2 separate regions of the Mus musculus genome follow, and region 1 is linked to region 2. The links are chromatin loops, found by intact Hi-C in ENCODE. Cell type or tissue: left cerebral cortex. All regions are shown on one strand. Links, peaks and the distances in the headings refer to the core of each region. The heading gives the core; the rest is flanking DNA.

Evidence for each region. A loop is a pair of places that touch in the nucleus more often than their neighbours do. Peaks named below come from ENCODE experiments on the same cell type or tissue, not always from the same donor. Only the 100,000 strongest peaks of a DNase experiment are listed, where the experiment ranks them.
Region 1: a loop joins it to region 2, with 2.1 times the contacts of the local background. A loop is called at or near these places in 2 of 42 quality-filtered maps.

Annotation. Positions count from the first base shown.
Region 1 is chr5:30,068,777-30,077,109 of GRCm38, reverse strand. It overlaps Tyms (thymidylate synthase), which reads left to right and starts at 3,485. Exons shown (of 7, transcript NM_021288.4): 1 at 3,485-3,749; 2 at 5,403-5,476. The coding sequence starts at 3,563. In left cerebral cortex, for the core only: a CTCF peak has its summit at 3,472; a DNase peak (open chromatin) is centred at 3,477; H3K4me3 peaks cover 1,149 bases.
Region 2 is chr5:30,011,235-30,019,523 of GRCm38, reverse strand. Il6 (interleukin 6) reads right to left here and starts at 6,410. Exons shown (of 5, transcript NM_031168.2): 1 at 6,314-6,410; 2 at 5,964-6,148; 3 at 4,579-4,692; 4 at 1,370-1,519; 5 at 1-143. The coding sequence starts at 6,332. All of the region lies in intron 1 of A230098N10Rik (a long non-coding RNA gene), which reads left to right. In left cerebral cortex, for the core only: CTCF peaks have their summits at 4,741 and 6,283; DNase peaks (open chromatin) are centred at 4,753, 6,222 and 6,678.

The DNA of each region.
Region 1 (8,333 bases), core at 269-8,268, 57 kb before region 2:
GAGAAGCTAGAGAAAGTACCCAAGGAGCTAAAGGGATCTGCAACCCTATAGGTGGAACAACAATATGAACTAACCAGTACCCCCAGAGCTCATGTCTCTAGCTGCAAGATGGCCTAGTAGGCCATCATTGGGAAGAGAGGCCCCTTGGTCTTGGAAACTTTATATGCCCCAGTACAGAGGGGAACACCAGTGTCAAGAAATTGGAGTGGGTGGGTAGGGGACCGGGGGGGGGGTGGTGGTGAAGGTATAGGGGATTTTCGGGATAGCATTTGAAATGTTAATGGAGAAAATACCTAATAAAAATTGGACAAAAAAAAAAAAAGAGTATCTTACTAACAGAAACCAAGGCCACTGGGCATCATCAGAACCCAGTACACCCACCACAGCAAGTCCTGGATACCCCAACAAACCCAAAAAGCAAGACTCAGATTTAAAAAAACATATCTCATGATGGTAGTAGAAGATTTTAAGAAGGGCATTAATGACTCACTTAAAGAAATACAGGAAAACACTACTAAACAGGTAGAAGCCCTTAAAGAGGAAACACAAAAATCCCTCAAGGAATTACAGGAGAATACTGCTAAACAAGTTAATCCCTTAGAGAGGAAACACAAAAATTCCTCAAGGAATTACAGGAGAACACTGCTAAACAGGTAGAAGTCCTTAAAGAACTACAGGCAAACATTGCTAAACAGATAGAAGAAACACAAAAATCCCTTAAAGAATTACAGGAAGACACAACCAAACAGGCGATGGAATTGAACAAAACCACCGAAGATCTAAAAATGGAAGTAGAAACAATGAAGAAAACCCAATGGGAGACAACTCTGGAGATATAAACCCTAGAAAAGAAATCAGGAACCATAGATGTGAGTATCAGCAACAGAATACAAGAGATGGAAGAGAGAATCTCAGGTGCAGAAGATTCCATAGGGAACATGGACACAACAATCAAAGAAAATGCAAAAAGATCCTAACTCAAAACATCCAGGAAATCCAGGACACAATGAGAAGACCAAACCTACGGATAATAGGAGTGGATGAGAATGAAGATTTTCAATTTAAAGGGCCAGCAAATACCTTCAACAAAGTTATAGAAGAAAACTTCCCATACCTAAAGAAAGAGATGCCCATGAACATACAAGAAAACTACAGAACTCCAAATAGACTGGACCAGAAAAGAAATTCCTCCTGACACATAATAATCAGAACAACAAATGCACTAAATAAAGACAGAATATTAAAAGCAGTAAGGGAAAAAGGTCAAGTAACATATAAAGTCAGACCTATTAAAATTACCCCAGACATCTCACCAGAGATTATGAAAGCCAGAAGATCCTGGACAGATGTTATACAGACACTAAGAGAACACAAATGCCAGTCCAGGCTACTATACCCAGCAAAACTCTCAATTACCATAGATGGTGAAACCAAAGTATTCCATGAAAAAACCAAATTCATATATTATCTTTCCACAAATCCAGACCTTCAAAGGATAATAGTGGGAAAACACCAACACAAAGATGGAAACTACACCCTAGAAAAGCAAGAAAGTCATCCTTCAACAAACCTAAAAGAAGACAGCCACAAGAACAGAATCCCAACTTTAACAACAAAAATAACAGGAAGCAACAAATATTTTTCTTTAATTTCTATTAACATCAATGGACTCAATTCCCCAATAAAAAGACATAGACTAATAGACTGGATACACAAACAGGACCCAACATTTTGCTGCTTGCAGAAAACCCACCTCGGGGACAAAGACAGACACTACCTCAGAGGGAAAGGCTGGAAAACAATTTTCCAAGCAAATGGTCCAAAGAAACAAACTGGAGTAGCCATTCTAATATCGCATAAAATTGACTTCCAACCCAAAGTTATCATAAAAGACAAGGAGGGGCACTTCATACTCATCAAAGGTAAAATCTACCAAGATGAACTCTCAATTCTGAATATCTATGCTCCAAATGCAAGGGCATCCACATTCATTAAAGAAACTTTAGTAAAGCTCAAAGCACACATTGCACCTCACACAATAATAGTGGGAGACTTCAACATCCCACTCTGGCCAATGGACAGAACTTAGAAACAGAAACTAAACAGAGACACATGGACACTAACAGAAGTTATGAAACAAATGGATTTAACAGATAGCTACAGAACATTTTATCCTAAAACAAAGAATATACCTTCTTCTCAGCACCTCATGGTCCCTCCTCCAAAATTGACCACATAATTGGTCACAAAACAGGCCTCAACAGATACAAAAATATTGAAATTATCCCATGCATCCTATCAGATCACCACAGACTAAGGCTGATCTTCAATAACAGCATAAATTACAGAAAGCCAAAGTTCACGTGGAAACTGAACAACACTCTACTCAATGATATCTTGGTTAAGGAAGAAATAAAGAAATTAAAGACTTTTTAGAGTTTAAAGAAAATGAAGCCACAACATACCCAAACATACGAGAACAATGAAAGCACTCCTAAGAGGAAAACTCAGCTCTGAGTTCCTCAAAAAGAAACTAGAGAGAGCACACACTAGCAGCCTGACAGCACACCTATAAGTTCTAGAACTAAAGGAAGCAAATTCACCCAAGAGAAGTAGATAGCAGGAAATAATCAAATTTAGGGTGGAAATCAACCAAGTGGAAACAAAAAGAACTATTCAAAGAATCAATCAAACCAGGTGCTGGTTCTTTGAGAAAATCAACAAGATAGATAAACCCTTAGCCAGGCTAACTAGAGGGCAAAGGAACAACATCCTAATTAACAAAATCTGAAATGAAAAAGGAGACATAACAACAGAACCAGCGGAAATCCAAAACATCACCAGATTGTATTACAAAAAGCTATAGTCAACACAACTGGAAAACATGGATGAAATGGACAATTTCCTAGACGGATACCAGGTTCCAAAGTTAAATCAGGATCAGATTAATGATCTTAACAGTCCCATTTCCCCTAAAAAAGTAGAAGCAGTCACTAATAGTCTCCCAAACAAAAAAAGCCCAGGACTTAGCACAGAGTTCTATCAGGCCTTCAAAAAGACTTAATTCCAATTCTCAAACTATCCCACAAAACAGAAACAGAAGGTCCTCTACCCAATTCATTCTATGAAGCCAAAATTACTGTGGTTCCCAAACTACATAAAGATCCAAGTACAAGTATCGTATAAGCCAAAGGCTCTTTTTGAGACTGGGTCTCAAGTACCTAGGCTGGCCTTGAACTTGCTATGAAGTGAAGGCTTGCCTTAAACTCCAGATCCTCTAGCCGACTCAATCTCCCAGGAGCTGGGATTTAATGGCATGCATCCCCACACCCTGATCCTATAGGCTCTTAATGCCATAATAGGGTAAATACAGATTTGAGAAAGTGGGCAGGTGTTTGCCTTGCAAGCTGTAACCACTTCTGTCACGTGGGGGCGGGGTCTGCCACGGATTCTGGCGGCCGGAAGTTTCCCAGCAGGAAGAGGCGGGCTGGTGTTGGAGGAAAAGAGCGCCAGGAAGGTCCTGGTTTTGTCGCTGACTACACTGCTGCCAGACTGCTCCGTTATGCTGGTGGTTGGCTCCGAGCTGCAGTCCGATGCTCAGCAGCTGAGCGCGGAAGCCCCACGGCATGGAGAACTCCAGTACCTGAGGCAGGTGGAGCACATTTTGCGCTGCGGCTTCAAGAAGGAGGACCGCACGGGCACTGGCACCCTGTCGGTGTTCGGCATGCAGGCACGATACAGCCTGAGAGGTAACTGGGGCTGGTCTGCATTAGCGGGAGGACGTCCGGCAGGCAAGCTGGGCACGCGGAGACGCCGGGCGAGCGTTCTTGGATAGCCCTAACCCGGGCTCTGAGGTTCTAGGAGTCCTAAACTTCCCGTGCGCGACCCAGGTGACAACTACTTCAAGTAAACCAGGTTCTGAAGGTCTGCCTTTGACCTTAGTCCCTGTTAAACCTTTTCTCCCGAATCCAGTTTCAACCAGTTGTGCGGCCCAGAGGGAGGGAGTGGGAAGAAACCTGCGGGAGCTTGTCCAAATCCTGCTCTGAGGTCTTGACTTTGCTCCTCTTCTTCCTCCCCTTATCTCCTGCTCCCCTTTGCTGCTGCTTTTAAAATTGGAGCGAAAATGGCTTGGGCGGTGCTACGGCTGCGCGGGAAAGGGGGAGACCCGGGCCTTAGGCGGGAACTGTGGGGTTTTTCCTTCCAACAGCCTTGGCTTTTATATTTTATTTTATTTTATTTTATTTTATTTTATTTTTGGTTTTTCGAGACACAGTTTCTCTGTGTAGCCCTGGCTGTCCTGGAACTCACTTTGTAGACCAGGCTGGCCTCGAACTCAGAAATCCGCCTGCCTCTGCCTCCCAAGTGCTGCAGCCTTGGCTTTTAAAGAGTAACAAGAGGCTGTTGAGGAGCAAAGGATGGAATCAACCACAGGGCCTGGAAGGGCACAGAACCTCCTAGGTGTTGGCTGAGGATGGGGGTGCTAATGGTGGCATTCAGGAAACATGAAGAGCAACCTGACACTGGAGTAGAGAGTAGCTTTGAGTGGGGATATGGCCGCTCTTAGGACATTTGCTTAGTCTCAAACATTTTCTGGAGCTGTAAACTACAGCTTCTACTGCACAGATTGGTCCAGCCTAAAGGACCTCCCAAGAATTGTGGACCCTGATGAACCACAGACCTTTTAATTCACGTCCTCTGCTTAGACTGTGGACAGGTTTTTTTTTTTTTTTTTTTTTTTTTTTAAAGTATAGTTGTGTTTTGTTTTTGTCCTTTACCTCTCTAGTGTTCATTCAGCTTTTCGATGATGTTAAAGCTGGAAGTAGTGCTCTGGTTGCAAAACCTTCACTCAGACTACACCACTAACCTGAGCATTTTCACTTTGCCTTGTGGGTTGCCTCACCTGCACCACCCCTTTGCCTCTTAAGCTGTGGACACTTGTGCATTTCCTTTGGGTACCTGCGAAGTGGAGGTCACAAAGTTCCCTGATAGCCATTCCGAGGAGTAAACAATTCTGTTTCCATATACTAGGTCAGTTTGCTTTCCAAATATTTGAAAACTGTTCAGTTTTTACATGATTGATATCACCTCTATGCCCATGGCATAGTGGACTTGGGGCGAGGTGCTTTTAGGCTGTGTCTGAGGCCACATTTTGTATGATGCCATTACAGCCCAGTGATCGAATTCACAGTGGCTGATTAGTGGGTGGGGACTTTTTGCCACATGGGTATCCCCTGGAGAACTGTGGTGTCCTCACTGACTTGCCGGGTAGCTGGGCAGGAGCTCTCTTTTCCTGCAGCTGCTCCAGGGTCTTGGGTCCCAGGCACTTGCCCTCCGCAGAGAAAGCTGGATGGTGGCTTGCTGTGTTTTCCCACGTTTTAACTGTATGACAAACTGTTTTTCAGATGAATTTCCTCTGCTCACAACCAAACGAGTGTTCTGGAAGGGTGTTTTGGAGGAGTTGTTGTGGTTTATCAAGGTAAGGGTAGTGCTGCTGTTGGAAGCTGTCAGGCTTCACAGTCCCAGTCTTAGAAGTCAAGCTTGCAGCTGGTAGCCATTCCCACTTCTCTGGTTCATTTTCCAGTTCTGTTTTCTCCCTCCCACCTATCCTGCTCTCCTCACTAATCTGAAAACACTGGGATATCCCTGCCCAGGCCTCTGGCACTTGCCACTCCCAGGACTTACTACCTTTTCTTTCCCTATGAAGTATGAGTCTGTCCCTTCAGTCCAGTCCCACTGAGACAGCCTTGACCTAATCAAGATCGATTCTTCTCCCTTCTCACTTCTTTGTCTCTCTTTATAGGGAAACATCATCAGCTGGCCTCTAAATCAGCTTTTCCTGATTTTTCTGGAAAATAATGGAGAGATAATTAAGTACAATGTCCTGTGAGTTTCCCAAAGTTAGAGAATCTATTTTGCTACTTGCTATTGTATTCCTAGGTCCAGAACATAGCCAGCCACATGGTATGTACTCAGTATATATTGTTTACTGGAACAATAGATACCAAAGAGTCAAGTAGGTACCTTGAATATGTGATGACAGCCCCAAGTTCCTCCTGTGTGTCCTCGTCTAGAACAAGTGAGGCTCTGTCTAATGCTGGGTGAGAGAACTCCAGAAGACAAGCTGAGTTCTGGGCCATACTACAACTCCTTCTTTAGAGTACTTGGGGTGATGGCTCAGTAGGTAAAGAGGGCTTGTTGTACAAGTATGAGACCTGAGTTCAGTCCCCAGCAGTCACATAAATTCTGTGTGGGACTGGAGAGGTGGCTTAGCAGTTAAGAGCATCTGTTGCTCTTGTTGGGCATCTGTTACTCTAGTTCCAGTATCATCTGCTGTCCTTGGGCACTGCATGTACATGGTGTATAGACACATGCAGGCAAAACACCCATACACATAAAATTTAAAAATGCTGGGTGTGATTGCATGTATCTCTAACCCCAGTGCTATAATGGGAGGGTGGACATAGGATCTTTGGTGTTTTGCTGGCTACTAGTTTAGCCTAAACAAGCTCTAGCCTAAACAGAGACCCTGTTTCAAGGGAAAGGTAGGAAGTGATAGAGCAGGTATCCTCTGGGTTCCATGGGCTCAGGTACATACATGTGCACGCACAACACACTTACACACAAAATCAGTAAAATCTAGGGCACTCAGTGTGACTGACATCATCTTGGACCTACCAGACCCTAGATTGCTTACCCATTCTAGAACGGGTTGACAGTGTATTTAGTCTGTCTCAAGGTAAATCCTCAGAAATTCTAAACATCCATAAAATAGCTTGAGCCCAGCCCCAAAAATGGGAAAGGGGGGCTTTTAAAGCACACCATAAAAGATTGAGAAGTTAGCCAGGCAGTGGTGGCACACACCTTTAGCCCAAGCAGTTGGGCCAGCCTGGACTACAGAGTGCCAGGACAGCCAGATCTACACAGAGAAACCCTATCTTGGAAAACAAAACAAAGATTGAGAAGTTATTAATTAGGAGTGAAAAAGTTAAAAGAAACCTAATAGAAACAGGGGCTGGAAATCTGGCTCTGTGGTTGAGAGCACTTGTTCCAGTCTCCACAGGAAGACTAACAACCATCTGTAACTAGTTCCAGGAAGACTAACAACCATCTGTAACTAGTTCCAGGGGATCAGTGCTCTCTTATTGTCTCTGTAGGTCCTAGATGGCACTTGTTGCACAGATATCCGTGCAGGCAAAAGAAAAAAGAAAAAAAAGAAGAAAGAGGAAAGGAAAGTCAGTTATCCGTATTGCAGTTGTCACCTGTGTGAAGATAGAATGTAAGCCATGTCATAGAATGTCTACTAAGCACCAAGCATTTTGCTAGTATTAACTCTTCCTCATTTGACATGTGTGTTAAATTCTGCTAAGGTGTTCTTCAGTAAGATGAGGCTAAAGCAGTCACAAGAAGAATTAATAGAAGGATCAGGCCCAGGCCTGAGTATATGCATCACCAAAGGGGTGGGGCAGGATCTCTCCATACTTGGCTGCAGGATCATACTTGGGTTAGGATATCATGGAGCCAATCTAATGAGTCAAAATATAAGATAAACATAATGTTATATAAAATATACATGAGGTAAATACAGTTTTATGGGGTCACATAGATGAATGAAATAGAATTCAAACTTAGTTTAGTGTGACTGAAGCATTTCCAGAAAAGCTAACTACTGATTGTCACTATAAATTCTTTAGCCAGACATGATACATGAGCAGACTGTACAGGGAGTATTAGTAAACAAGTTCACTTGCAGCATTATTCATAGACATGGAACATGTTTGATTCAGCAATTCAAAACTGTCAGATGAGGTAGGAATATATTAGGAATTTGGAGGTTTTAGAAAATTAAAGCCAGGTAGTGATGGTATACACCTTTGATTCCCAGTACTCAAGAAGCAGAGGCAGGTGGATCTCTGAGTTTGAGGCTAGCCTGGTCTACAGAGTGAGTTCTAGGACTTTCAGGGATACATAGAGAAACTCAGTCTCATGGGGAAAAAAGAAAAAATTAAAAGGCTGGGGAAATGGTGCAATGGATAAAAGCACTTGCCATATAAATCTTACAGACTGAGTTTGGATCCCTGGAATTCTCATAAAAAGCCCTATTTGGTAGTGCCATCTAATCTCAGAATTTTTCTGGGAGGGATGGACCATGGAGCTAGGAGAATCTATTGGAAGTTCATAGGCTAGCTAGCCTGGGTTGGTGGTGCAGCAACAGGAACAAGGTAGAAGGCAAGATCTGCATACTTATAACTACATATATACATATATACACAAAGATTTTTAAAAGCTGATGGAATAGAAGAAATACCTTTAGGGAATTTCTAATAAGGAAGTCT
Region 2 (8,289 bases), core at 1-8,000:
GTGACTTTTAGAAATTCTTCAAGTGATTTCAAGATGAATTGGATGGTCTTGGTCCTTAGCCACTCCTTCTGTGACTCCAGCTTATCTGTTAGGAGAGCATTGGAAATTGGGGTAGGAAGGACTATTTTATGTAAATCTTTTACCTAAAGGAGGAAAAAACAAAGACTGGTTAAATATTGCACATTTTTTTTTTCTTGTGGCGTGTTCTGGGCTGTGGGAAGAAGTTCTAATTTAGAATGAATGAGACGAGCTAAGTCCATCTGCTTTGACTCACCCAAGCCAGGGGAGATGCTTTTGTTCCAAGCTTACTCGAGAGAGACCCATGCCTAACAACTCCATTCTTTTTCAAGGTGATTATTATTAGTTTTTTAATAGCAACAGAATTCTAACCTTACTGTTCTGTCTGCCACTAGAGAGTAAGCGTCCAGAGGTCAGCACCACCATCTTATTTGTCTGTTATCCAAGCATCCATGCTAACATACTGTATTCTACTGGAAAACAGAAGCTCCCATCAGTAAAGGTGGCACAGAGGAATCTAAAACAAATGTGTTCCTTCGTGGTTTCCATTCAGACTCTGTTGAGAGTCTCTTAGTGTGGTAGCATGAAGAAGTCTGGAAACACCCTTCCATGGGCCCACTGGCATGGGGAAGACTAACTGGAAGGCTTGCCCCACTACTTAGGAGCCTGAATACTATATAGCAGGGTCATAAACAAGCAGCTGTTTACAAAAATGAATCTTAGTTCCCTTCCTAGACCTCCTAAGTAAGACCCTGCTGGAACAAGACCCTAAGTGGTTCCTGTGCACATTAAATTGGGAAACTCTCTGGTTTAAGGCAAGAAACTACAAGTGGCAAAAGCAGCCTTAGCAAGAGGGTTTCATTCCAGGCCCTTCTTATTGCATCTGGCTTTGTTCGCCCACACTCTGAGTCATTAATCCTCCATATCTACCATTCTTCTGGCTAATGGTAGCCAGAAGCCCTTGATCCCTTCCTTCCCTGACATTTTAGCTTTTGGCTACTTCTCTGCATTAGAACTCTGGTTACAAAAATGTCACTTGCCAAGGATTAAATATTAAAGTCACTTTTGTCTCTGTGCTCTCATAATGGGTGACTATGTATGGCTGTCATAGTTTTCATACCTCTTACGCAATTAGTAACATTCTATTAATACAGTTTAAAGCAGGTATTGATGTTCTTTGCAAAAGAGAACCTCAAACAAAACCCCAAAGTAAAACAAAGCAAGGCCTTATAATCAAGAACTGTTGTTCAGACTCTCTCCCTTCTGAGCAGCTGTCTGGAAAAAGTGCCGCTACCCTGAGGTGCCGGGTGTCCTCTTTCCCACACTGCATGAGAGATGGGGAAGCACTCACCTCTTGGTTGAAGATATGAATTAGAGTTTCTGTATCTCTCTGAAGGACTCTGGCTTTGTCTTTCTTGTTATCTTTTAAGTTGTTCTTCATGTACTCCAGGTAGCTATGGTACTCCAGAAGACCAGAGGAAATTTTCAATAGGCAAATTTCCTATAAGTAAAATGGAAAAGGAAGTCAGTTCTTTCTAGGAATAGATTCAATTTGAGAATAAGATTCCTGCTGTTCAAAAAAAAAAAAAAAAAAAAACTAGGATAGCAAAAACTATTCTCAACAATAAAAGAACCTCTGGTGGACTCACCATGCCTGACCTCAAGCTGTACTACAGAGCAATTGTGATAAAAAAAACTGCATGGTATTGATACAGCAACAGACAGGTAGATCAATGGAACACAATTGAAGACACAGAAATGAACCCACACACTTATGGTCACTTGATCTTTGACAAGGGAGCTAAAACCATCCAGTGGGAAAAAGAGAGCATTTTCAACAATTGGTGCGGGCTCAACTGGTGGTTATCATGTAGAAGAGTGTGAATTGATCCATTCTTTTTTTTTTTTTTTAAATAATCTAGTTTTATTTATTTATTACATGTAAGTACACTGTAGCTGTCTTCAGACACACCAGAAAAGGACATCAGATCTTATTATAGATGGTTATGAACCACCATGTGGTTGCTGGGATTTGAACTCAGGACTTCTGAAAGAGCAGTCAGTGCTCTTAACCACTGAGCCATCTCTCCAGCCCGAATTGATCCATTCTTATCTCCTTGTACAAAGCTCAAGTCTAAGTGGATCAAAGAACTCCACATAAAACCAGAGACACTGAAATTTATAGAGGAGAAAGTGGGAAAAAAACCCTCGTAGATATGGGAACAGGGGAAAAATTCCTGAACAGAACAGCAATGGCTTGTACAGTAAAATCGAGAATCGACAAATGGGACCTCATAAAATTGCAAAGCTTCTGTAAGGGAAAAGACACTGTCAATAAGACAAAAAGGCCACCAACAGATTGGGAAAGGATTTTTACCAATCCTAAATCTGATAGGGGACTAATATCCAATATATACAAAGAGCTCAAGAAGCTGAACTCCAGAAATTCAAATAACCCCATTAAAAATGGGGTACAAAGCTAAACAAAGAATTCTCAACTGAGGAATACTGAATGGCTGAGAAGCACTTGAAAAAATGTTCAACATCCTTAATCATCAGGGAAATGCAAATCAAAACAACCCTGAGATTCCACCTCACACCAGTCAGAATGGCTAAGATCAAAAATTCAGGTGACAGCAGATGCTGGTAAGGATGTGGAGAAAGAGGAACACTCCTCCATTGCTGTTGGGATTGCAAGCTTGTATAACCACTCTGGAAATCAGTCTGGCTGTTCCTCAAAAAATTAGACATAGTACTACCGGAAGATCCAGCAATACCTCTTCTGGGCATATACGCAGAAGATGTTCCAACTGGTAATAAGGACATATGCTCCACTATGTTCATAGCAGCCTTATTCATAATAGCCAGAAGCTGGAAAGAACCCAGATGTCCCTCAACAGAGGAATGGATACAGAAAATGTGGTACATTTACAAATGGAGTACTATTCAGCTATTAAAAACAATGGATTTATGAAATTCTTGGTCAAATGGATGTATCTGGAGAGTATGATCCTTAGTGAGGTAACCCAATCACAAAAGAAGTCACTTGATATGCACTCACTGATAAGTGGATATTAGCCCAGAAACTTAGAATACCCAAGGTACAATTTCCAAAACACAAGAAAATCAAGAAGAAGGAAGACCAACATGTGGATACTTCATTCCTCCTTAGAATGGGGAACAAAATACCCATGGAAGGAGTTACAGAGACAAAGTTTGGAGCTAAGACAAAAGGATGGAAGATCCAGAGACTACCCCACCTAGGGATCCATCCCATAATCAGCCACCAAACCCAGACAGTATTGCATATACCAGCAAGATTTTGCTGAAAGGACCCTGATATAGCTGTCTCGTGTGAGGCTAGGCCAATGCCTGGCAAAAAGTGGATGCTCACAGTCTTCTATTGGATGGAACACAGGGCCCCCAATGGAGGAGCTAGAGAAAGTACCCAAGGAGCTGAAGGGGTCTGCAACCCTATAGGTGGAACAACAATATGAACTAACCAGTACCCCCAGAGCTCATATCTCTAGCTGCATATGTAGCAGAAGATGGCCTAGTCAGCCATCATTGGGAATAGAGGCCCCTTGGTCTTGCAAACTTTATATGCCCCAGTACAGGGGAATGCCAGGGCCAAGAAGTGGGAGTTGGTGGGTAAGGGAGCGGGGAGGGGGGGGAGGGTATAGGGGACTGTGGGGATAGCATTTGAAATGTAAATGAAGAAAATATCTAATAAAAAATTGAAAAAAAGATTCCTGCTGTTCAGTATCTTCTACAGAATTAGACAACAGGCAGCATCAGCTGACCTCCTGAATTATCTGGACAAGTAGAGAGAGGCACCACTTAATATCCCCCCACCCCCTACCCCAGAGTGTGGCAGTGGGAATCCACTTCTGACCCTCACTCCTTCCCTTCTATCCTGCAGTGCCCTTCCTGTACTCTTGTTCTTGTCTGACTTGTCCTGAGACCTGATGTAGACTATCTCACCGGCTGGAAGGAGAGGGGTGTGAAGAGTGTTCTCAGTAGGGAGTGTAGGCCTGGATCCTTCCAGGGGCAGCCAGAGAAGAGATGGCTCATGAACTAGCTAAACTTGCTATGACTTCTAACATTTAACAGTGGTGAAGAATCCCAGCATAGTGGGCCTTTACCTGTTTAAATAAACTGCTTTTTAATTAAATCTGTAAGTTACTTTCCTCATGACGTTTACATAACATGTTTTATATCTACTCTTCCACTTTTTTAGACAAAAAAAATGTTTTTTTTTTAATCATCTAACACCTCAAAGCCAAGATGAGAATAGAGACTTTAAACATTTAGCTCCTGATGGACATAGATTGAGTGAACATTTATAGCACTGGTTGGTAAACTTTCCCTCACCCTAGCAGCTGCTGAGGTACCTCTCAATCTCCTTTTGTATTCAAGCTACTGCAGGCCAGTTACATCCAAGTGGTATTGGATGTATCCCCCCATCTTTGTTGCCTGACTGGGACTGTACAAATGCAGGTATCACGTGCAAGAGAGAACCTTGAAGAATTGTTGAAAGTAAACGTGACAAGTTTCTACCTGATTATATCCAGTTTGGTAGCATCCATCATTTCTTTGTATCTCTGGAAGTTTCAGATTGTTTTCTGCAAGTGCATCATCGTTGTTCATACAATCAGAATTGCCATTGCACAACTGCAAAAGATTACCAGAGCAATCACTTAAACACCTCTTACAACAAGCACCACTAGAGGGCCAAGTCATGCTCTTTCATAGCCAGGACACAGAAAAGGGAAGCTATACCTTCTTAGAACCCTACTAAGCAGCCCAATAAATAAAAATGCACCCTTAGGCTCAGTCCCTTGGCTTTAAGCTTGTTACTCTCCTAAGTATTTCCTATGTTTCAATAAAGAATTATTGATGTCCCTCTTATACATTTGTCTCAAGGATTCAACGATAAAAACTGCCCAGCATAGAGTAGGAACTTGGTAAAGGACAGAAATTTTGATGATATCTTGGGGCAAATAAATTTAAGTCACAGAATATTCCATCTGGAAGGGTCTGTGCCATTATCTGTAACTCCATAATTATGCAGATAAAGAGTACTAAATAGTTGAGGATTTTCCCAAGATTACAAAGTTGGTTCTACACACCCAGACCTAGGCTATTAATCTTGTTTGTGATTTTTTTTTTCCTTTCTGTCAAGCAGAGTCAAAATACTTTTCATTTAAAGATGGGAGATATTTTAATCTAGGTAGGGTTGGTTGGGTTTTTTTTTTCTTGTTTGTTTGTTTGTTTGTTGTTGTTGTTTTTTTTTTTTTTTTTTTTTTTTTGAGAAAGGATCTCTCAATGTAGTCTTGGATATCCTGGAACTCAATATGTAGACCAAGCTGGCCTCTAACTCACAGAGATCTTCCTGCGTGTGCCTCCCAAGTGCTGGGAGGCATCCACCACCATGCCCAGCCTAATCTAGGTTGTGTGTGTGTGTGTGTGTGTGTGTGTGTGTTAGCACTTTATTGGGCTCTATACAATATGCATCTTATCTGGGCTGACCCTAGAGCATCCTGATTTCACACACACAGAACTTACTACATTCAGCCAAAAAGCACTTTCTGGTCCTTGTAGACTTCAAGGGATAAATGAAGGCAAAGAGATAAGGAAAAAGGAATAATGAGGGAAAAGGAATCCCCACCTAAGAAGCAATAGCTAAATTGGAACAGAGAATGGCCCACTGTGAATTTTCTAGAAATGCAGTCACATTCTGTATCTTCCAGACAGGAAAGGAACCCCTTCCCAACCTCCACTCAAAACCAGCAAAGAGGTGAGAAAGAGAGAACACAGTCTAGTCTGACCTTTAGCTTCAAATCCTAAGGGCCCTAGATCCCAGCAGAGAATTTCTAATTCAAGAGCAAAGAGAATGAATGGACGCCCACACTGGGTCTTCATCAGTTTCACAGCCTACCCACCTCTTTTCTCATTTCCACGATTTCCCAGAGAACATGTGTAATTAAGCCTCCGACTTGTGAAGTGGTATAGACAGGTCTGTTGGGAGTGGTATCCTCTGTGAAGTCTCCTCTCCGGACTTGTGAAGTAGGGAAGGCCGTGGTTGTCACCAGCATCAGTCCCAAGAAGGCAACTGGATGGAAGTCTCCTGCGTGGAGAAAAGGGAAAACCGGCAAGTGAGCAGATAGCACAGTTGGGCGCCTGCTGCTAGCTGATGGCTGCTGGCCAACCCACAATGCTGGCTCTCTGCCTCACACTCCTCTCTCACAGTCTCAATAGCTCCGCCAGAGGGCAAGGAACTGCCTTCACTTACTTGCAGAGAGGAACTTCATAGCGGTTTCTGGAATTGACTATCGTTCTTGGTGGGCTCCAGAGCAGAATGAGCTACAGACATCCCCAGTCTCATATTTATTAGGAGTCAACTCTCTAATTTTGAGACTCATGGGAAAATCCCACATTTGATAAAAATCTTTGTTGGAGGGTGGGGGTGGGGCCAGAGTGGGTGGGGCTGATTGGAAACCTTATTAAGATTGCACAATGTGACGTCGTTTAGCATCGAAAGAATCACAACTAGGAAGGGGAAAGTGTGCTTAAGTCATCCTTGAGGCTAGCCCTAAGAAGCATGAGCACTCTTCTTTTTTTTCTTTAAAAGTGACTCAGCACTTGAGCATGTCTTGATGGGAAAGAAAACTGAAATTCACAATGTTTTATAAGGAGAAAGAGAAGCTAAAGCTGATGTTATTTAAACGCAGGCACGCGCGCATGACAGACGACACACACATACACACACACACACACACACACACACACACACACACACACACACACATGAATAAGAGGCTAGGATTCTTTTGTATGTCTGTAAGGATCTACAGATGTTCTGACCTGAGTTTTTTCAGATCATACAAAGACACACACTCCCTCTCCCACCCCCAGCACCCAACCTGGACAACAGACAGTAATGTTGCATATTGCTTGTTTTTCCTGTGTCTTGTCAGGACCAGTTGTTTCTAATGGTTTGTTCACCTCCAAATTTTGTGCAGTTGTTTCCAGGAGTTGCCAGGTGGGTAAAGTGGGTGAAGTACAGAAATATCTTCTGTCTGTTGTCAAGCAATCTTGGCTTCCAAGTCCAAGCCTATTCTCTGCATTCTCCCCAGTGGTCTCTTGGCTATCTTCTTAGTTAAGACCTTTAGTCTCTGTGAGAGTTGCCCTTATCTGTTAGTGCTGATCCCACTGCTGCCAGGACACCCCAAAACATTTCCAGGTCATGCAAGGAGGCTTGAAGGTCTGTTGCAGTCCTCATGTTGTTGAAGTTTCTTTGATTCATGGTATATGGAAGATAAAGATATCGAAGAAGGACCTCATTGTATCTTAGCTAGCTTGTGTTTGAAGCTCCCTTCTACTGGATGACAGGATTTGAATCTGAAGGTGGTACGTCTCACTCTGAATAACCCCTCCAATGCTCAAGTCTTCTAGGCTGGGTCAAACTTAAACAGACTTCTTCCCTTTGGTTAGTTTCTTTTTCAGACTAGTTCCTGGTTTTCTGTCCACCTGTCTCCAGATATCTAGCTAGCATTCAGAATGATTCCAGGCTGAAAGTAGGCTCTGTACATAAAATCCAAAACCATTTACAAAACACACTCTCAGGATCACAATCAGCTTCTTCACTCTGCAGATTGCCTTAAGATTCTTGTTTTCTTATGCTCCCATGTTTAATAGTTCAAGAATTATATATCACTAGCATAGTTTCTCCTAGAATTCAATGTGAAGAAAAAAATTACACTAAAATAAAGAGAACAGCTTTATATCTAGCAGATTAATTTATATTGAGAATGCAAAAGGAGAATATAAGTACACTCTAAAGAATGTAACCCAGTGTAAACACACAGGCGATTAGAGTAGATTAAAATGAAAAGCCGGTTGATTCTTGTGAAGAAATCAGAAGGGGAATAAACTAGGAAGAAAGTTAAAACATGGGTGGACTTAGTGTACATACTAGGTCAGCCTATTGAAAGAAGTGAGTCCACCATTCTTTCACCGTGTGAAGCCCTGGTCTTCACAAAGGGACTAGGGGATTTTAGGTGAAAATGAAAATGGGGAGAGGAAGCAGGATGGTTTTACTTTTAGTGCCCTTGAGCCTTAAAAAGGCAGCTGAAACAGCCTGGAGCTCAGTCTGTGTCCAGCAATGAAGGAAGCCATTTCCCCTATTCCCTGCCGTGTGCTTTCTCAGGCCTCTGTTAGTACAGAGTTTCTTTTCTCCGCTTAACAATTTTTTTAAATTACTGAATA